2 separate regions of the Homo sapiens genome follow, and region 1 is linked to region 2. Evidence: chromatin loops called from intact Hi-C (ENCODE). Cell type or tissue: CD14-positive monocyte. All regions are shown on one strand. Links, peaks and the distances in the headings refer to the core of each region. The heading gives the core; the rest is flanking DNA.

Region 1 (10,638 bases), core at 2,412-6,411, 71 kb after region 2:
GGAAGGGATCCAGTTTCAGCTTTCTACATATGGCTAGCCAGTTTTCCCAGCACTATTTATAAGTAGGGAATCCTTTCCCCATTTCTTGTTTTTGTCAGGTTTGTCAAAGATCAGATGGCTGTAGATGTCTGGTGTTATTTCTGAGGCCTCTGTTCTGTTCCATTGGTCTATATATCTGTTTTGGTACCAGTACCATGCTGTTTTGATTACTGTAGCCTTGTAGTATAGTTTGAAGTCAGGTAGCGTGATGCCTCCAGCTTTCTTCTTTTTGCTTAGGATTGTCTTGGCTATGTGGGCTCTTTTTTGGTTCATACGAACTTTAAAGTAGTTTTTTACAATTCTTTGAAGAAAGTCATTGGTAGCTTGATGGGGATGGCATTGAATCTATAAATTACCTTGGGCAGTATGGCTATTTTCACAATATTTATTCTTCCTATCCATAAGCATGGAATGTTCTTCCATTTGTTTGTGTCCTCTTTTATTTCATTGAGCAGTGGTTTGTAGTTCTCCTTGAAGAGGTCCTTAACATCTCTTGTAAGTTGTATTCCTAGGTATTTTATTCTCTTTGTAGTAATTGTGAATAGGAGTTCACTCATGATTTGGCTCTCTGTTTGTCTGTTGTTGGTGTATAAGAATGCTTGTGATTTTTGCACATTGATTTTGTATCCTGAGACTTTGCTGAAGTTGCTTATCAGCTTAAGGAGATTTGGGGCTGAGAAGATGGGCTTTTCTAAATATACAATCATGTCATCTGCAAACAGAGACAATTTGACTTCCTCTTTTCCTAGTTGAATACCCTTTATTGCTTTCTCTTGCCTGATTGCCCTGGCCAGAACTTCCAATACTATGTTGAATAGGAGTGGTGAGAGAGGGCATCCTTGTCTTGTGCTGGTTTTCAAAGGGAATGCTTCCAGTTTTTGCCCATTCAGTGTGATATTGGCTGTGAGTCTGTCATAAATAGCTCTTATTATTTTGAGATATGTTCCATCAATACCTAGTTTATTGAGATTTTTAGCATGAAATGCTGTTGAATTTTGTTGAAGGCCTTTTCTGCATCTATTGAGATAATCATGTGGTTTTTGTCATTGGTTCTGTTTATGTGATGGATTATGTTTATTGATTTGCATATGTTGAACCAGCCTTGCCTCCCAGGGATGAAGCCAACTTGATTGTGGTGGATAAGCTTTTTGATGTGCTGCTGGATTCGGTTTGCCAGTATTTTATTGAGGATTTTTGCAACAATGTTCGTCAGGGATATCGGCCTAAAATGCTCTTTTTTTGTTGTGTCTCTGCCAGGCTTTGGTATCAGCTGGCCTCATAAAATGAGTTAGGGAGGATTCCCTCTTTTTCTATTGGTTGGAATAGTTTCAGAAGGAATGGTACCAGCTCCTCTTTGTACCTCTGGTAGAATTCGGCTGTGAATCTGTCTGGTCCTGGACTTTTTTTGGTTGGTAGGCTATTAATTATTGCCTCAATTTCAGAACCTGTTATTGGTCTATTCAGAGATTCAACTTCTTCCTGGTTTAGTCTTGGGAGGGTGTATGTGTCCAGGAATTTATCCATTTCTTCTAGATTTTCCAGTTTATTTGCATGGAGGTGTTTATAGTACTCCCTGATGGTAGTTTGTATTTCTGTGGGATCGGTGGTGATATCTCCTTCATCATTTTTTATTGTGTCTATTTGATTCTTCTCTCTTTTCTTCTTTATTAGTCTTGCTAGTGGTCTATCTATTTTGTTGATCTTTTCAAAAAACCACCTCCTGGATTCATTGATTTTTTGAAGGTTTTTTGTGTCTCTATTTCCTTCAGTTCTGCTCTGATCTTAGTTATTTCTTGTCTTCTGCTAGCTTTTGAATTTGTTTGCTCTTGCTTCTCTAGTTCTTTTAATTGTGATGTTAGGGTGTCGATTTTAGATCTTTCCTGCTTTCTCTTGTGAGCATTTAGTGCTATGAATTTCCCTCTACACACTGCTTTGAATGTGTCCCAGAGATTCTGGTATGTTGAGTCTTTGTTCTTGTTGGTTTCAAAGAACATCTTTATTTCTGCCTTCATTTCGTTATTTACCCAGTAGTCATTCAGGAGCAGGTTGTTCAGTTTCCTTGTAGTTGTGTGGTTTTGAGTGAGTTTCTTAATCCTGAGTTCTAATTTGATTGCACTGTGGTCTGAGAGACTGTTTGTTATGATTTCCCTTTTTTTTTTTTTGCATTTGCTGAGGAGTGTTTTACTTCCAATTATGTGGTCAATTTTAGAATAAGTGCGATGTGGTGCTGAGAATAATGTATATTCTGTTGATTTCGGGTGGAAAGTTCTGTAGATGTCTATTATGTCTGTTTGGTCCAGAGCTGAGTTCAAGTCCTGGAAATCCTTGTTAATTTTCTGTCTTGTCGATCTGTCTAATATCGACAGTGGGGTGTTAAAATCTCCCATTATTATTGTGTGGGAGTCTAAGTCTCTTTGTGGTCTCTAAGAACTTGCTTTATGAATCTAGGTGCTCTTGTATTGGGTGCATATATATTTAGGATAGTTAGCTCTTCTTGTTGAATTGATCCCTTTACCATTATATAACGGCCTTCTTTGTCTCTTTTGATCTTTGCTGGTTTAAAGTCTGTTTTATCAGGGACCAGGATTGCAACCCTTGCTTTTTTTGTTTGTTTGTTTGTTTTTGCTTTCCATTTGCTTGGTAGATCTTCCTCCATCCATTATTTTGAGCCTATGTTTGTCTTTGCATGTGAGATGGGTCTCCTGTATACAGCACACTGATGGGTCATGACTCTTTATCCAATTTGCCAGTCTGTGTCTTTTAACTGGAGCATTTAGCCCATTTACATTTAAGTTTAATATTGTTATGTGTGAATTTGATCCTGTCATTACGATGTTAGCTGGTTATTTTGCCCGTTAATTGATGCAGTTTCTTCATAGCATCAATGGTCTTTACAACTTGGCATGTTTTTGCAGTGGCTGGTACTGGTTGTTCCTTTCCATGTTTAGTGCTTCTTCAAGAGCTCTTATAAGGCAGGCCTGGTGGTGACAAAATCTCATCATTTGCTTGTCTGTCAAGAATTTTATTTCTTCTTCACTTATGAAGCTTAGTTTGGCTGGATATGAAATTCTGGGTTGAAAATTCTTTTCTTTAAGAATGTTGAATATTGGCCCCCACTCTCTTCTGGCTTGTAGAGTTTCTGCCTAGAGAGCCACTGTTAGTCTGATGGGCTTCCCTTTGTGGGTAACCCGACCTTTCTCTCTGGCTGTCCTTAACATTTTTTCATTCATTTCAACCTTGGTGAATCTGACAATTATATGACTTGGGGTTGCTTTTCTTGAGGAGTATCTTTGTGGTGTTCTCTATATTTCCTGAATTTGAATGTTGGCCTGCCTTCCTAGGTTGGGGAAGTTCTCCTGGATACTTATCCTGAAGAGTGTTTTCTAACATGGTTCCATTCTACCCATCGCTTTGAGGTAAAGCAATCAGATGTAGATTTGGTGTTTTCACATAGTCCCATATTTCCTGGAGGCTTTGTTCATTTCTTTTCACTCTTTTTCTCTAATCTTATCTTCTCGCTTTCTTTCATTAATTTGATCTTTGATCACTGATATCCTTTCTTCCACTTGATCAAATCAGCTATTGAAGCTTATGTATGCTTCACGAAGTTCTTGTACTGTGGTTTTCAGCTCCCTCAGGTCTTTTAAGCTCTTCTCTACACTGGTTATTCTAGTTAGCCATTCGTCTAACCTTTATTCAACGTTTTTAGCTTCCTTGTGATGGGTTAGAACATGCTCCTTTAGCTCAGAGAAGTTTGTTATTACAGACGTTCTGAAGCCTACTTCTGTCAATTCGTCAAACTCATTCTTCCTCTAGTTTTGTTCCCTTGCTGGCAAGGAGTTGTGTTCCTTTGGAGGAGAAGAGGTGTTCTGGTTTTTGGAATTTTCAGCCTTTCTGCTCTTGTTTCTCCCCATCTTTGTGGTTTTTTCTACCTTTGGTCTTTGATGTTGGTGACCTACAGATGGGGTTTTGGTGTGGATGTCCTTTTTGTTGATGTTGATGCTACTCCTTTCTGTTTGTGAGTTTTCCTTCTAACAGACAGGCCCCTTAGCTGCAGTTCAGTTGGAGTTTGCTGGTGGTCCACTCCAGATCCTCCTTGCCTGGGTATCACCAGCAGAGGCTGCAGAACAGCAAATATTACTGCCTGATCCTTCCTCTGGAAGCTTCATCCCAGAGGGGCACCCGTCTGTATGAGGTGTCTGTCAGCCCCTACTGGGAGGCGTCTCCCAGTCACGCTACACAGGGGTCAGGGACCTACTTGAGGAGACAGTCTGTCTGTTATTGGAGCTCGAATGTGCTGGGAGAACCACTGCTCTCTTCAGAGCTGTCTGGCAGGGACATTTAAGTCTGCAGAAGCTATCTGCTGCCTTTTGTTCAGATATGACCTGCCCCTAGAGGTGAAATCTAGAGAGGCAGTAGGCCTTGCTGAGCTGCAGTGGGCTCCACCCAGTTTGAGCTTCCCTGCCACTTTGTTTACACTGTGAGCATAGAACCACCTACTTAAGCCTCAACAGTGGCAAACGCCCCTCCCCCTACCAAGCTCCTGCCTCCCAGGTCGGTCTCAGACTGCTGCGCTAGCAGCAAGCAACGCTCTGTGGGCATGGGACCTGCTGAGCCAGGCATAGGAAGGAATCTCCTGGTCTGCCAGTTGCAGTGGCACAGTATTTGGGCAGGAGTGTACTGTTCCTCCAGGTACAGTCACTCACGGCTTCCCTTGGCTAGTAAAGGGAAATCCGCCAACCCCTTGCACTTCCCAGGTGAGGCAATGCCCTGCCCTGCTTCGGCTCGCCCTCCATGGGCTGCACCCACTGTCCAACTAGTCCCAACAAGATGAACCAGGTACCTCAGTTGGAAATGCAGAAATCACCCGTCTTCTGCATCGATCTCGTTAGGTGCTGTAGATCGGAGCTGTTCCTATTTGGCCATCTTGGAAGCGACTCTTGACATTTTATTTTTAAAGTAAACTTTTTATTCAATCAAACCATAGATGCATAAAAGCATACAGTTCATAAGGGAATAGCTTGATGAATTTTCATAAAAGCAGCATACCTGTATACAGTACCTAGATCAAAAAGCAAGATATTACTAGCACTCCCAAAAATCTCCCATGTGCCCCCTTCTAGGAACTAATCCCAAGGACACCCACCACTCTGACCTCCAACAACATGGATTGGCTTCGAGTGTTTTAAAGTTTATATAAATGGACATGCAAAATGCACTTTTGGTGTCTGGCTTCTTTTTCTCTCAACACTGAAATTCATCCTTATTGCTTGTGTAGTTTGTTCATTGTCACCATTGTGCAATATTCTGCTGCATAACTATACCACGCTTTACTTCTCCATTCTCTGTTGGTGGATTTTGGATTGGTTCCCAGGGTTTGGCTTTTGAAATAGTGCTATGAACATGAGGTCATACTTGTATGTGTCTTTCAGCAGCTATATGCACGCCTTTCTCTTGGGTGTATAACTAGAAGTGAAATTGCTGGGTTGCATGGCAATATGTATGTTTAACTTTATAAGAAACTGCCAGATAGTTTTCCAACATGGATATACCAACTTCCACACCCACCTCCAGTGACTTGATGTTCTGGTTTCCCCATAGCTTTGCTAACACTAGCTATAATTGCACCAGACAGTTTGCATGTGTCATTTTGATGCAGTCTCAGTAGTGGTTACAAGCGTGGACTCTGAAGCCAGACAGCCCCGGTCCTTATCCTGACACCACCCTTTTAATATCCCTAAGACCTTGGCCAACTTCCCTAGCCACTCTGCACCTCAGTTTTCTAGTCTGTTAAGTGGGAATAAGAACAATAGCCCCGGCCAGGTGCTATGGCTCACCCCTGTAATCCCAGCACTTCGGGAGGCTGAGGTGGGTGGATCACCTGAGGTCAGGAGTTCAAGACCAGCCTGGCCAACATGGTGAAACCTCATCTGTATTAAAAATACAAAAAAAAAAAAATTAGCCGGGCATGGTGGCCCATCCCTGTAATCCCAGCTACTTGGGAGGCTGAGGCAGGAGAATCACTTGAGCCTGGGAGGTGAAGGTTGCAGTGAGCCAAGATGGCACCACTGCACTCCAGCCTGGGCAACAGAGTGAGACTGTCAAAAAAAAAAAAATAGCCCTATCCTCTTAGGGTGGTGGTGCATTTATCACAGTGGCTATCACATGGTTACCACTCCACAGATGTTGGCTCTCACAGTTATTCCAGGTGGGTACCAGGAGGCTCCACAGTGATCTTTAGGGGGGCCCTGGGAAGCCCCTGTCCCTCAGCCTGTTCCGTTGCCCATGGCTAGGCTCTCCTTGGAGAGAGTGCTATTGGTACCTGTGTCTGTGTCAGATGCCTGGGAATGGTGAGTCCAGGGTCCATTCTGTGGAATGCATAGATGAATATGTCCTATGGCTGCTGGGGAGGGGCTCACCATCTAGTGGGGCAGGAGATCCAGGGACAAATTGTGACCCAACTGTGACAGAGAAGCTGGTGTGGGGCAGATAGGGAGTGGGAGGATGTGCAGAGCTAACTGTGCATGGGGGCATCAGGGATAACTTCTCGTATTTATACCTGATGCACCTGAGGAATGAATCGGGTATGAGTTAACCAAATGTGAACAGAGAAGCACTAGCTGTGGGTTGGGAGTGGGGAGCAGGCTTCTTATCTCAGTGTTCCCCAAAGAAGAAGGGGGCTAAAAAGATCCTCGGGCTTGTATGGACAGTTGCCTTTTCTCTTCTCACAACTTTTCTAGCTCCTTCCCCATACACATAGTCCCTGAATTGCTCTGGAAGAGCTAGTGGTTATGTAGAGGGCGAAAAGGTCTGAAATATTCAGAATAAAGTGCAGAAATTGAATTTCAACAATATTTGGTCCAATCAGCTATGCTTTTAAGTAAATGAAAGACTAATCGATATTTCTTTTTATTCATATTTTTAGAAATGATTGTTTCCTATTCCCATTTAGTTTTTCTCTTCTAATTTTTGCCAGAGGAGAGGTTCTCCCATTTTTAAATGGAGCATCGCTGTGAATCATGCTGCATTAAATATGAAAGTTTATGCTCATAGCAACTAATGGTGCTGGAAAATAGAAAGACAGTTTTCTATTAAAACTGCATGAGACTAACAGTGCCCATGAAGAAAGCTTTTTAAAGAAAACCAGTCCTGGTATTTGTTAGGGCCAAAATACACACAAGAGATTCCCTTGGAGTCAAGACCAGCTGAAATAGAAGCAGAGTCATAGAGCTCAGGAAGGGGAGACCTGGCAAGTCACTTAGACCTTCTGAACCACTGTTTCCTCCTCTGTAACCAGGGAGGATCAAACCAGCAGGCCTCAAATGGCCCATTCCAGCTCCATCATTTGGAGATCTAAAAATAACGTGACCACTGGAGAATACCTGCCTAATTCTCTCTCCTAATTTCCCTTCAACAGTCTTCTGCTCTGGGCTCCCTGGCTCAGTCCCCTCTGAATCTGTCATTAGAATACCCCAGCGCTCTACCAACCTCTCCCGTCTGCTCTTCCACCAATAGAGGAGAAGCCTGTGAAATGCTGAGCGATTCCGGCCACTCCCAACAGGACAGTGACACTGAAGCCTCAGCCCCCAACATCATCCATGAAAAGTGGACAACCTTCTTTCTAGGCTCTGTTTCCATTCCTAAGACTGAAACTCTTAGGAAACACTTCGTTTCAAAATTTTAATCATCAGCATTATAAAAAATCTGATCTACAGACCAATCAGTACTTCCTGTTGACAGGAAATAAAGCAGGCACCCAGTGGGTAAAGTAGTTTCCCGAAGTCACACAACTGTTAGTGACAGAGCCAGGACTAAGCCCCAGGCTTTCTTGCCAACATAGTAGTGTTTTTATTAACTAGGGAAGGAAAAGAAACTAACATTTCTGAGGAACTGGTCTGTGCCCTGAATCTCAAATGACCTGGGAAGATTGCTATCACTGACCCCATTTCACAGATGAGGACACTCAGGCTGAGAATCATGTCTTGGTTATTCTTGGTGTCAGGAGAAGTAAAATGTTCCTGCTTCCAAAGCCTTGCTTTCCCTGTCCTGTCCTGTCACTTCCCTTGCCAACGGTTGGGGTTTTTATGGAACAGCACTTGCATTTTAGCCTTTGGTTTTTAAAGCACCAACTCACTCCTCTGACTCATACTTCCTAGGTGCACCTTCTGTGGAATGCAAAGATCAATATGTCCTGTGACTGCTGAGGAGGGGCTCGCAGTCCAGTGGGGCAGGAGACCCAGGGAGCAACTGTGACCCGACTGTGACAGAGAAGCTGGTGTGAGGCAGACAGGGAGCAAGAGGATGTGCAGAGCTAACTCTGTGAGGGGATCAGGGAGGGCTTCTTGGAGGTGGTGGCAGGAGCTGAGGCACACAGGATGAGGAATCACTTATCCGGAGCAGCAGGAGAAGAGCTGGCTTTATCTGGGTGGAAAAATAAAAACTTTGGTTTAAATACAGATGTAATTTTGAGGCCCAAAACAACTAGAATAACAGAAAGACAACCAGTTCTCAGGATAATGGGCAAAAAAAGGGCTTCAGCTTCCCACATTCAACATCATTTTTATTAGAGTTATTTTAACTTATCTTTACCGCTAATGGCCCGCAGCCACCCACTTTCGAGGCAGCTTCCCGGCAACACCAGCTCTCTGATCTAATTTTACCCACAAGAAATTTGAGTTTGGAAGAACATGTGCAGAAGCTTCATTTGGTAGAAGGAGGCTAGAGGGAACCGGCACCCTGGGCCCCTGGAGAGCACACACAGCAGAGGGGCAGATGTCGGGGAGGATTTGACAGTTGCAAAACTGCCTATGGAAGGCCAAGCATCTGAGGGACAGCCTCTAGACTACCACCCATGCTGTGGTTCCCCAGCTCTGGGGAGGATGACATGAGTCTTTGGAATGTGTATTTTATTTTTGTCCTGCCTGGGTTTATAGCCCTAAAATGAGGTCTCTGCCTTCAGAGCAGAAAGGACCAGATAGTCTGATTGACCAGGGGAGGAGCCCTAGCTACTTTCCCCTGGGATGCCACTCTGTAAGTCATGCAAGGGCACCTCCAAGGAAGCCTCTCTGGGTGTCCCTTGTGATAAGCCCCATGTGTCAATGTGTCTGTGCAGAGGGAAGTGTTCACAGCTATACCAAGGGTGCACAGGGGAAGGCACCGCAAGGTTTCTTTATGACTCAGGCCTACAGAGTGGGTGGGAGAGGAGAGAGTACAGATTCCAATATGAATCAGCCATCCCTCCTAGCCTGGCAGGCCGCCAGCCTTTGCAACTCCCTTCTGATGCCAGACTATCTCCCAGCCTGTGCTCCACTGATGCCTGGAGGACTGCTCCTCAGTCATCCACTGTCAACACAAATTGATCTATAGGTTCAGTGCAATCTCAGTCAAAATCTCAGCAAAATCAGAATCTCCTGCTCTGCAAAAGACAGTAAGCGAATGAGAAGGCAAATCACAGATTGTGAGAAACTATTTGCAAAAAACATGTCTGATAAAGGACAGCTATCCAAACTAAATGGAGAACTCTTAAACTTCAACAATACAAAAACAAGCAACCCAACTGAAAAATAGGCAAAAGATCTGAATAGACACCTCACCAAAGAAAATACACAGGTGGTGATACACTTTGGATGTGTTTCTACCCAAATCTCATGTTGAAATGTAATCCCCAACGTTGGATGTAGGGCCTGGTGGGAGGTGATGGGATCCTGGGGGTGAATTTCTCATGATGGTTTAGCAGCATCCTCTTGGTACTGTCCTCGCCACAGTGAGTGAGTTCTCAGGAGCTCTGGTTGTTTAAAAGTGTGTAGCACCTTCCCCTTTTTCTCTCTTGCTCCTGCTCTAGCCGTGGGATGTGCCTGTGCCCCCTTTGCCTTCCACCATGATTCTAAGTTTCCTGAGGCCTCCCCAGAACAAACTGTTTCTTAACATATAATTCAGCAATCATGTGCCTTGATATTTACCCAAATGAGTTGAAAACTATATGCATACAAAAACATATACATAGATGTTTATTGCAGCTTTATTCGTAATTGCCAAAAATTGGAAGCAACCAAGATGTCCTTCAATAGGTGAATGGATAAACATTTTTATATAGTATCTTGATGCCATTTAGGCTATGATTTCATTTTGAGACCAATCATTCAGAGCTGTTGCTTTTTTAATTTTCCCAAATTTTATTGAGAGAAGCCAAGCAGATGCCAACATCATGCTTCCTGTACAGCCTGTACAACCATGAGCCAATTTAACCTCTTTTCTTTATAAATTACCCAGTCTCAGGTATTTCTTTACAACAATGTGAGACTGGACTAATACAGATGGCAAGTAAGCACATGTAAAGATGCTCGACATCACATGTCATCAGGAAAATGCAAATTAAAAGAACAATGAGGTACCTCTACACACCTATTAGAATGGCCAAAATGCAGAACACTGATGATAGCAAGTTCTGGTAAGGATGAGGAGCAACAGGAACTCTCCTTCATTACTGGTGGGAATGCAAAATGGTACAGCTACTTTGAAAGACAGTTTGACAGTTTTGTACAAAACTAAACGTACTCTTTCTTACCGTATGATTCAGCAATCGTGCGCCTTGATGTTTTC
Region 2 (10,638 bases), core at 3,613-7,612:
ATGTCTACCTCTTTCTACACAGACACGGCAACCATCCAATTTCTCAATCTTTTCCCCACCTTGCCCCCTTTTCTATTCCACAAAACTGCTATCGTCATCATGGCCCGTTCTCAATGAGCTGTTGGGTACACCTCCCAGACGGGGTGGTGGCCGGGCAGAGGGGCTCCTCACTTCCCAGTAGGGGCGGCCGGGCAGAGGCGCCCCTCACCTCCTGGACTGGGCGGCTGGCCGGGCGGGGGGCTGACCCCCCCACCTCCCTCCCGGACGGGGCGGCTGCCCGGGCGGGGGCCTGACCCCCCCACCTCCCTCCCGGACGGGGTGGCTGCCGGGCGGAGACGCTCCTCACTTCCCAGACGGGGTGGCAGCCGGGCGGAGGGGCTCCTCACTTCTCAGACGGGGCGGTTGCCAGGCGGAGGGTCTCCTCACTTCTCAGATGGGGCGGCCGGGCAGAGACGCTCCTCACCTCCCAGACGGGGTCGTGGCCGGGCCGAGGCGCTCCTCACATCCCAGACGGGGCGGCGGGGCAGAGGCGCTCCCCACATCTCAGACGATGGGGGGCCGGGCAGAGACGCTCCTCACTTCCTAGATGGGATGGCGGCCCGGAAGAGGCGCTCCTCACTTTCCAGACTGGGCAGCCAGGCAGAGGGGCTCCTCACATCCCAGACGATGGGCGGCCAGGCAGAGACGCTCCTCACTTCCCAGACGGGGTGGCGGCCGGGCAGAGGCTGCAATCTTCGCACTTTGGGGGGCCAAGGCAGGCGGCTGGGAGGTGGAGGCCGTAGCGAGCCGAGATCACGCCACTGCACTCCAGCCTGGGCACCATTGAGCACTGAGTTAACGAGACTCTGTCTGCAATCCCGGCACTTCGGGAGGCCGAGGCTGGCAGATCACTCGCGGCTAGGAGCTGGAGACCAGTCCGGCCAACACAGTGAAACCCCGTCCCCACCAAAGAAACAGGAAAACCAGTCAGGCGTGGCGGCGCGCGCCTGCAATCGCAGGCACTGGGCAGGCTGACGCAGGAGAATCAGGCAGGGAGGCTGCAGCGAGCCAAGATGGCAGCAGTACAGTCCAGCTTTGGCCCGGCATGAGAGGGAGACCATGGAAAGGAGAGGGAGAGGGAGATGGGAGAGGGAGAGGGAGAGGGAGATGGGAGAGGGAGACGGGAGACGAGCTGAAAGATTTCTATTGCCTAGTGATGTTGTCGTCATCCTAACATCACAGCAGTTACTTTAAAAAAAAAAATTTAGTGTAGCCTATGTGCACAGTGTTTATAAAATCTACAGGAGTGTACAGTAATGCTCTAGGCCTTCACATTCACTCGCCACTCACTCACTGACTCACCCAGAGCAACTCCAATCCTGCAAGCTCCATTCATGGTGCTATATATAGGTGTACCATTTTTATCTTTTATACAATATTTTTACTGTACCTTTTCTATGTTTAGCTAGATAGGTAAATCCTTACCATAGTGTTACAGTTATAATATTCAGTACAGTAACATGCTGTGCAGGTTTGCAGCTTAGGAGCAATAGGCCATACCATATATAGTCTAGGTGTGTAGTGGACTCTACAATCTGGGTTTGTGTAAATACACTCTAGGATGTTTGCACAATGAAGAAATCGCCTAAGGACACATTTTTCAGGACGTATCCCAGTTGTTAAGGCATGACTACATATATTTATGGTATACAACATAATGTTTTGAAATATCTATACATTGTGTTATGGTGAAATCAAATGAATTAATATGCACATCTCACATCCTTACCATTTTTTTTGTGATAAGAACACTTATAATCTACTCTCAGTAATTTTCAATTATAGAATACATTGTTATTCTCTACAGCCACCATGAAGTACAAGAGATCTCCTGAACTTATCCCTCCTATCTAACTGAAATTTTGTATCCTTTGACTGACATCTCCCCAATCCACTCCACCCTAGCCCCCACCCCAACTCTTTTAACCACCATTCTACTCTCTGCTTCTATAAGTTTAATTTTTTTAGATTCCACATATAAGCGAGATCAGTTCTTAAATAAAATTGCAAAATTGCTAGAAACTCAGTTTATAAAGGTGTCGGGCCTTCTCTGATGGCTTTCTCTACTTCTTTTATGAAGGGAAACTTTTATAGAGGAACCCACCTCTATACCATGGAGAGAGGCAGGCAGTGAGGCATTGCCACCACATCATTCCATCAGGGAGCCAGCCATCCATCCACTGGGCTGCTCTGCCCCCAGCACACTGGGTCAGGGAGGCAGGAGTCGCCTCATGTCTCCCATGAGTAAATCCCGCATGCTCCCCCTTCCCCACTTCAGGTCTCAGCATGTGTCTGGTCTCAATGAGCATCCCTCCAAGAAGCCTGTTCCCCTCCCACGTTACTAAGAGTTAACTGCTGGGGAACTCAGAAGGGCGCCCTGCCTCTCCTGTTGTCTGGGACCTTACCAGGTCCCTGCAGAGTGAGCACCCATGACACCTGATCACTACCAGAATACATGAATGAACAAAAGAGGATGTGGATCCAAGAGGGATGGGCTGGAAATTGGAGCTCTGTCTGGGGCATTAGGAAGGATTTCGCAGTTGCAAAGAGAAAGATTTTGGTAGCTTCCAGGTTTGTGAGTATTTGTGTCTAGTAGTTGGTAGATTAGGTGAGGACACATTCAATCACCATTGGAATCAACTAATTATTCCTGGCACACTCAGGGACATATGGATTTCTGATAAAGAAACTGATCCCTCCAAACTAAAGGTTAGGCAAATGAAGATGTGGAGGCCCAATGAAGAACCACCTGCTGCCTCTCCAACCACCTCCCATGGCAGAGCTCCATGATCAATTCCTTCGCTCTTCCGGGTCCAGCCCAGGCCTGGCCTGGGACTCCTCCTAGGTTGTAGAGTCACATCCATGGAAAGCCATATGGGGGGCTTTTTCCCATGAGTGTAAGATCTGAGATGAATGTTCACAAGTTCTAGGGGGATTTGATTCAGAAGACTTAGGTTCTGATACAAGGGAAATGCAGAGGTAACAAGCCTGGGAAGGAAGGGGGCAGGAGGAGGAACCAGGATGGGGAAGTCTTCTGTGCTGCCCCCACCTTAAAAGGAAACACACTCATCTTGGAGAGGGTCACAAGGAAGAGATGGAGTAGGATGCCAGAATTACTTTGGGGTAAAAATCACTAACTCAAATATCCTGCCTCAGGTTGAAACTGGAATTCAATCATTCACTCATTCATCCATTCATTCAAGGATTTCTTCCTCCAACATGTACTTATGGTGCCTGGACCTGGATCTGAAGCTAAAGCTGTTCCCACGGAAGCCCTCAGGGCCTGGGGGATGTGCCAAATGAGAGGACATTCACTGCAAGCAGCATACTACCAAATTCAGTACTGCAGACACCCACATCCTCTTCACCACATGGAACTGGAATTCTGCAGGTCCCTCTCAGATGGACTAGGTCTTCTTTTGGCCTCACAATAGAAGTAGCCATAGTTCTTCTGTGATGAAAAGAACGCAAAATATGGAGTTCAAAGACCACACAAAATAAACCCAGAACCGGCAAGTCCTGGGACTGGTGGGGACCTGCAGGGCTCTGAGGATGCAAATGGGGATAAGAGGCTCCTGAACTCTCAAGATGCTCACATTATGTCCACAGCCTAATTTTACTGTCATCTCTCCCACAGAATGGTGTCAGGGTCCCCCAGGCCCTCCCAGAGGGAGGTGGCAGCCATAAAGAGAGGGCACCAGGATGGGTGTGGCCGCTCTGCCGCTGGCCACCTGCTGACCACGGGACCTGACGGCCTGGGTTTCTGAATTCCTCTTGGAAACATAGCCCTAGGAACATTTTCTTGATCAAGACTGCCCCTCACTGAAGGCCAAACAATACTCGCAGTGTCCACAGGCAGGGCCATCTGAAGGCCGTGGTCCCTGGAGCTTTTCTAGACACAGGACTCTCCTAGGACAGGGGACCCAGCACCTCTGGGCAGCACTCCATCAAAACACAGAAGATACACCCAGAGCCCAGCCCTGGGTGCTTCCCATGGCCTCCCTCTGCCTCTGCCTTCAGGGGACCGCACTCCCCGGGGGACCTCCCAAGGCTGGCATGAAGTGGCTGTTCTCTCCTCATCTAGCTGCATCTCTCCTTTGTCCTCCTGTGTGGCATTCCCTCTGCTCTCTGGCCATACCTCATCCCGCCTTCATTCCTCCCCTCTCCAGGCTCCAGGCTTCTGCACACTCTCCCTCTCGGGAACTCTGCTCTCTGGGCCTCTTCTCCATCTAACTTCTGCTGGTTGGCACTTCCACCTTGGCATTCCTCATCAGTTCTTCTGGGACCCTTCCCTGCCATCCCACTCACCCCAAGATGTGGTGAGCATGCCTGCTGCCAATGTCCACGGAATCCTGTGCCCCCATCATGACGCACTGCTCTGTGCCCGGCTTGCCTCCCCCACTGGGCTGGGGGTTCTTCAGTGCAGACTAGCACCCAGCAGCTTCCAGCTGAGACCATCAGAAGACAGCAGTGAAGAGTCCAGCCCTGAGCTGCCCCTCGCTGCGCATCCCCACTCCAGTGACCAAGCCCCACCCAGGAAACCGACAGAGAAGGGATGCCCTGCACAGCCTTCCACCTGGTCCGGAGATCTGGCCACCACTCATCCTCATGGAGAACATGCAGCCCAACCAGGCTACTGGAGCCAAGGACAGAAGACAGAATGCTTCCCACTCGGATGCTCTGTGTTTCTTGATCCAGAAGGTCTCTAACCGCATTCACGAAAACAACATTTAGTTCTAGTCATGGTCCAAGGAGTACCATTTTTGTTACTTCTTAGATGTTAATCTCATTTTTAAAAAAAATGTAAGGGGAGCTGGGTTATATAATAGGCTATTTCATAACCCAGGTGTGTTGAGTAAGACACAGGCCTTCGCCGGGTAAATTTCTGCGACTTGAGTTACAGGTTGGCTCACTTTGTAACAATACTGCACACTTCTCTGACTGCTGTACTTTTCAATATGTATGTAATTGTTAATTTTTTTTTTTTAAAGAAAGAGAAAGAAGAAATACATGCACACAAAAATAGACAGTGTCACTGTCCTGGAAATTGGACACAAAGAAAGGTGTCTTCCCCAGAGAAGCAGGCAGACAGAACTCCCTGCCCCATCTGGGCATGCTAGTGTTCCCTCTGCTGTTGCTCAGAAACGCATCTGGTGGAGTTTTTCTCCTCAATTCACGTGATACAAGGAGTTTGCTGCATCTGTTCTTCTGCTTTCTTCCCTTTTAAAAATAATTTGTGGTTTGTGTGTTTTTACACAATACAGATTAGCTGGCTGTGGATGCGTCACTGCTCACACGCCATCACTTACGGTGTTTAAAAATAAAAATTGCATCTGCAATGCAAAGCTCATGTGCTCCTCTTTTAGAAAAGGGTGAAGGGCTTGGGTGCCCAGTGCCTTCTTTTAAATTCGACTCAGGCCTCTGTGTGCCTGTGCAGAGCACACAGATGAGACATTTTAACCTATGGGGTTTCGACAACGCGGAAAGAGTCTCGTAAAGACTCTTGTAAAGGCTTAGACTCTTCTAAAGAAGAGCCCCTAATCTTTACCTCCTGAAACTGCCCCTTCAAACTTAAGGGCATGTAGCAGGGGTCTCACAACAGTTTAGGATCCCAGACTCCCACACCAGAAAAGACTGCAGTTCCTGGTCCATGATAGCTCCCTGAGACTAACAGAAATGAGCAATTTCCTAAAATGAAACATGTCCGATCAGACAGCAAGTGCTGCCCGCTGGAATGGTCAGGGCATAAGTCTGCGTTTGTTTTTAGTCCAAAGTGCTGAAGATTTGCACCTCCTGGGATGGCTCAAACTATAACACACCAGGCAGCTGAACACGTCACTGAATCATTCCCAGTCTGAGCCTTCTTCTCTCTTCTTCTGTGTGGGGTGAAATCTCACTGCGGAAAACCAGTTCTAGTTAGCTCCAGCCAGTCCCACCTTTGGTTTCAGCTGTCACAGGGGCCAGATGCGGCAGCCAGGATGATAGCTGCTTCCAAGCTGCCAGGATGACAGCAGCATCACTGGTGGTTCCAGAGTCTACCACAGCATCTCTGCCCCTCTCCTGCACTCTCTTGTTCTATCTGAGCCTCGTCCTCTCCCCTCCCTCTTCCCACCTCTCCAGTGTGCATACACTCTCCTCCATGCTTATCTGTCCAGCTGCTCTGCAAAGGCTTCAGCCTAATTTTCAGTTCTCAACAGAAGCCACTCTGACCTAGGAATGACCAGGCTAACCTATCTACTTGTCCTATTTACTCCCTCTTGTCATTTTAAGCACATGCTCAATTTCAGGACCAGGACCCAAGTCATCCAAGATAACAATGCTTGGCACAAACCAGGACTTCTCAGGAGAATGCTTCCCTGACAGAAATGGGGCACACTTCATGACCTGATACCAGTGTGGTCACTTCTAAGCACCATTTGATTTTATGCCACCTGGCCCAAATGAGCAAATAAAAGTTCCTAAGAGTGGACATAGAAATCATTGTAAGTCTAGAGACCTCTTAAGCCTTTTCTGGGGAAGAGGTCAGTGACCGATAGTGACTTAAGGGAAGGTGGCCTGCAAGAGACCAAAATGAGGAAGGCCGGGCATTCCGGGGGTGCTGGCTGCAAGTCATGCCTGAGCCTGTCCTGAGACACATCCCAGGAAGGATAACGACCCTTACCCCAGGGTGGGCTTCTCCTTTCTAACAGTAACCTGGGATAACCAAGCTACATGCTTTATCCCCAACCTCCCCCACTTTGAAAGAGTCATTTGTTTTATAGCTGTACCTGGATTAGTATTATTTTTGTGTGCCAGGCTTCCACTAGGTATCAGAGACTCAGAGGCCTAAAATAAACCCATTGGAACAAAGGAAGCTGCCAGATGTTTCCCCCTCTGCAAGTCTGCCAAGGTGGCCCCAAGTGCTGGTTATCACTCCCACAGATTCACCTGCATGGTGGCCCATGTCTAAAAATGGACTTGCAGCTTTGAAAAGTCAGGCAAGGACTGTTTCTTGGTCAGGATTATGTTGATTTTTGTCTGATTATGTCACAGGAATGAGAGTGGGGGATAAGACGCAGGAGTCAAATCAAGAGTCAGCCCAAACTGGAATCCATAGTTAGTATCTCACCATGTGTTATATTTGTTTGTTTGAGACAGGGTCTCGCTCTGTTGCCCAGGCTGGAGTGCAGTGGTGCAATCATAGCTCACTGTAGCCTCTGACTCCTGCATTCAAGTGATTCTCCTGTCTCAGCCTCCCAAGTAGCTGGGAATACAGGCATGAACCACCATGCCCAGCTAACTTTAAAATTTGTTGTTGAGACAGGATCTTACTATGTTGCTCAGGCAGGTCTCAAATTCCTGGGCTCAAGTGATCCTCTCATCTTGGCTTCCCAAAGTGTTGGGATTATAGGTGTGAGCCACCACACCCAGCCTTCACTATGTGTTTTGTACATGCCAAGCACCATGCAAAAGGAAACTTCCACGCTTTTCCACATGCCATCAAAATCATGTAATTGTTGTTATTATTATTTTAAGATACAGGCTCTCACTACATTGCCCAGGCTGTCCTCAAACTCCTGGGCTCAAGCGATCCTCCTGCCTCAGCCTCCTAAGTAGCTGAGACTATAGGCACATGCCACTCTGCCTGGTCATGTTATGTATTTTTATTTTATAGATGAGGAAACTGAGGCAAGGCAATGCAAGGCAAAATAATTTGCTTAAAATGTCAGATCCAGTGTCAGACAAAGGAACTGAACCAAATCCATTTGCAGGCCTCTCCTCTTTACCACGGTGTTAAATACCCTCAGCAAGAAAATGGGGGTAGCTCATTTATTGGAAGCTTTCCTTCTCAGGCATCTCTGGGCAGGGACAGGGCCATGTACTTTCTTCTATCCCCATAGCACCTACACCAAGTGGAGCTCTGTACCCAAGGCAGGTGCCCAACAAAAACCCCTTACTGATCAGATTTCAAGATTCTGGTATTCAACAAAATTCTACCTAGAAAAGATAATATGGTCAAAGAACTTCACAAAAGATTTAGGAAAACTAGTATCTATGGATAACATAAAGAAGCTTAACATGTTATACCACAATTTTTGCTCATTTAATAATAATGTTAGTTTTAACATTTCAAGACCAAGTAAAATTATTCACTGATTTGTTTTTCTTAGCATTTGGAATATTTTTAAAATCCCCATTTTTCAACCAGACAAATGTTCTGTCCTTCAGAATTCAGATCAACACTCCTCTCGAAACTTCTGCAAATTGGATTAACCAGTCAGCAAATAGTTTTTGGGGACCACCCTGTGTCAGGCGCTGGATAGTACCCTCCCAGCCCTTGTGTGGGCTCTGCTTGTGTTTTGTGTCCCGTGGGGGCCAGTACAATGAGCAGGGTCTGACACCTACAGACACCAACTGTGGGAGCCCTGACAAAGGGCAGGAATGTCTCAATGGTGCTGGTTACAGCATCAGACTATTCAAAATTTCCACTGTGTCTGTCAAATTGAACCCACGAATGACTCAACTGGTTATCCAGTAAACAGGTATTTTTTAAATGTAGAAATCAATATTCACTAATAACTTATAATAAAGCATTCCCAAATATGAAATTATATCAACCCACAGCAATACTTAAACACTTCCATAATGAAACACCAGAAGTAAGCCATGGGCCTCATAAGCATTCATTTACTCATTTTCTGAGCATATTTAAAAATAAATATCTGTAATTAGCCATTCACATAGTTCAGAGCTCAATTTTTTTTTAATGCAAACCACCCATTTCAGCAGATGACTAGGAATCAGAACAAGAGAAAAAGGATGAAGAATTAATTTTCACCATCTATTTACTTGATGAAGCAAAGGCCCTGATTAAATTTTATTGTTATGGAATTTGATTGTTGATTCATAACCTTTGGGATCACAGGACACCCCCACCCTGCGCCCGCTTCCAACACACAGTAATCCCTGCAGGACCCACCCAGCCTGTGTATCTCCGTTGGTCACAGCGCCGCTGGCTCCAGCCAGCTGCCTCCTGACAGAATGTTTCACACATGCATCAAAGGTCATGACCACAGCACCCAGACTGACCCCAGCACAGAGCCAGAAGGTGCCAGACACACACAATGACCCATGACAATACATCATTATATCTTACTGATGTCAGTGAGAAGAGGAGGTGCCTCTTTCTACCCATTTCTGGCTTCATCATCAAATACAATCATTATTGCTATACTGATTACTAAAAAGGATACATCTTCAAAAATGCTGTAGTACAACTAATAAGGCTTATGGAAAGAGAGAGAGAGAAAGAGAGAGTAAGATAGAGAAAGAGACTCATAGACCAACCATTGAATATTGGTGTAAATTTGTACCCAGAGAATTAATAAGAGAGTAACAACTACAATTTTTAAAAAATACCAGCACAGGCCAGGCACAGTGGCTCACACCTGTAATCCCAGCACTTTGGGAGGCCGAGGCAGGCGGATCACGAGGACAAGTGTTCAAGACCAGCCTGACCAACATGGTGAAACCCTGTCTCTACTAAAAATAGAAAAATTAGCCGGGCGTGGTGGCACGTGCCTGTAATCCTCAGCTACTCAGGAGGCTGAGGCAGGAGAATCGCTTGAACTCAGGAGGCAGAGGTTGCAGTGAGCTGAGATCATGCCACTGCACTCCAGCCTGGGTGACAGAGCGAGAATCTGTCTCAAAAAAATAAATAATAAAAAAATACCAGCACAATTAAAAACTGGTTAAATTACTAATAAGTAAAGAAACGGGACTTGCAGGGGACTCAGACAGATTGTCTGCACACCCATGTTCACAGCAGCATTATTCACAATAACCAAAAAGTGGAAGCAACTTAAGTATCCAACAGCACTTAATCAATAAAGAAAATGGGGTATACATACAATGAAATATTATCAGGCCTTAAAAAGGAAGGAAATCCTGACACATGCTACAACATGGGTAAACTCAGACAACATTATGCGAAGTGAGATAAGCCACACTCAAAAAGACAAATACCATAAAAACCCGGTGGTAGGAGACATGTAGAGTGGTCAAATTCATAGAGACAGAAAGTAGGATGGTGGTTGCCAGGGGCTGGAAGATGGGGAATGGGAAGTTAGTGTTTAATGGGGGCACAGTTTCAGTTTGAAAAGATGAAAAGAGTTCTGGAGACGGATGGTGGTGATGAGAACAATGTGAATGTACTTTATGCCACTGTATACTGAAAAATGATTAAAATGGAAAATTTTATGTGAGGTATATTTTACCACCATTTAAAAATATTTTAAATAAAAAAAGGAAAGTGATGTCGCTTAATATTTTTAAAAGGTAATACAAGCTTAATTGAAAAGGAGGTAAAGAGGAGTTGAGGCAGCTGAGTTGTAACAAGGGCAAAATGCACAGAGCTCAGAGACAGCCAGGCAAAATCACTTCTGGAACAGAGCCACGGCCAATGCAAACCAAGAAGGACAAGGTGAATGGGTCCTGTGTTCCTCCACAGCTTACAGAATTCTGCTGGCTTTGTGCACCACTGCAAAATATAAACATGCTGGGGAAACACTGGTTTCCACATTATTCTGACATAATTCCCATATTTACAATCGTAACAGT

The links. Hi-C counts contacts between places; a loop is a spot of excess contacts. Peaks named below come from ENCODE experiments on the same cell type or tissue, not always from the same donor. Only the 100,000 strongest peaks of a DNase experiment are listed, where the experiment ranks them.
Region 1: a loop joins it to region 2, with 2.5 times the contacts of the local background. A loop is called at or near these places in 4 of 110 quality-filtered maps.

Annotation. Positions count from the first base shown.
Region 1 is chr7:36,114,290-36,124,927 of GRCh38, reverse strand. No RefSeq gene overlaps it. Among named protein-coding and RNA genes, the nearest start is that of EEPD1, 34 kb to the left of the region's middle. RefSeq lists enhancers at 4,130-4,664, 4,665-5,200. In CD14-positive monocyte, for the core only: a CTCF peak has its summit at 4,453; a DNase peak (open chromatin) is centred at 5,517; H3K27ac peaks cover 2,487 bases.
Region 2 is chr7:36,186,903-36,197,540 of GRCh38, reverse strand. The region is part of intron 2 of EEPD1 (endonuclease/exonuclease/phosphatase family domain containing 1); the gene reads right to left. Among named protein-coding and RNA genes, the nearest start is that of EEPD1, 39 kb to the right of the region's middle. In CD14-positive monocyte, for the core only: CTCF peaks have their summits at 4,882 and 5,113; DNase peaks (open chromatin) are centred at 5,250, 5,820 and 6,600; H3K4me3 peaks cover 2,018 bases; H3K27ac peaks cover 3,167 bases.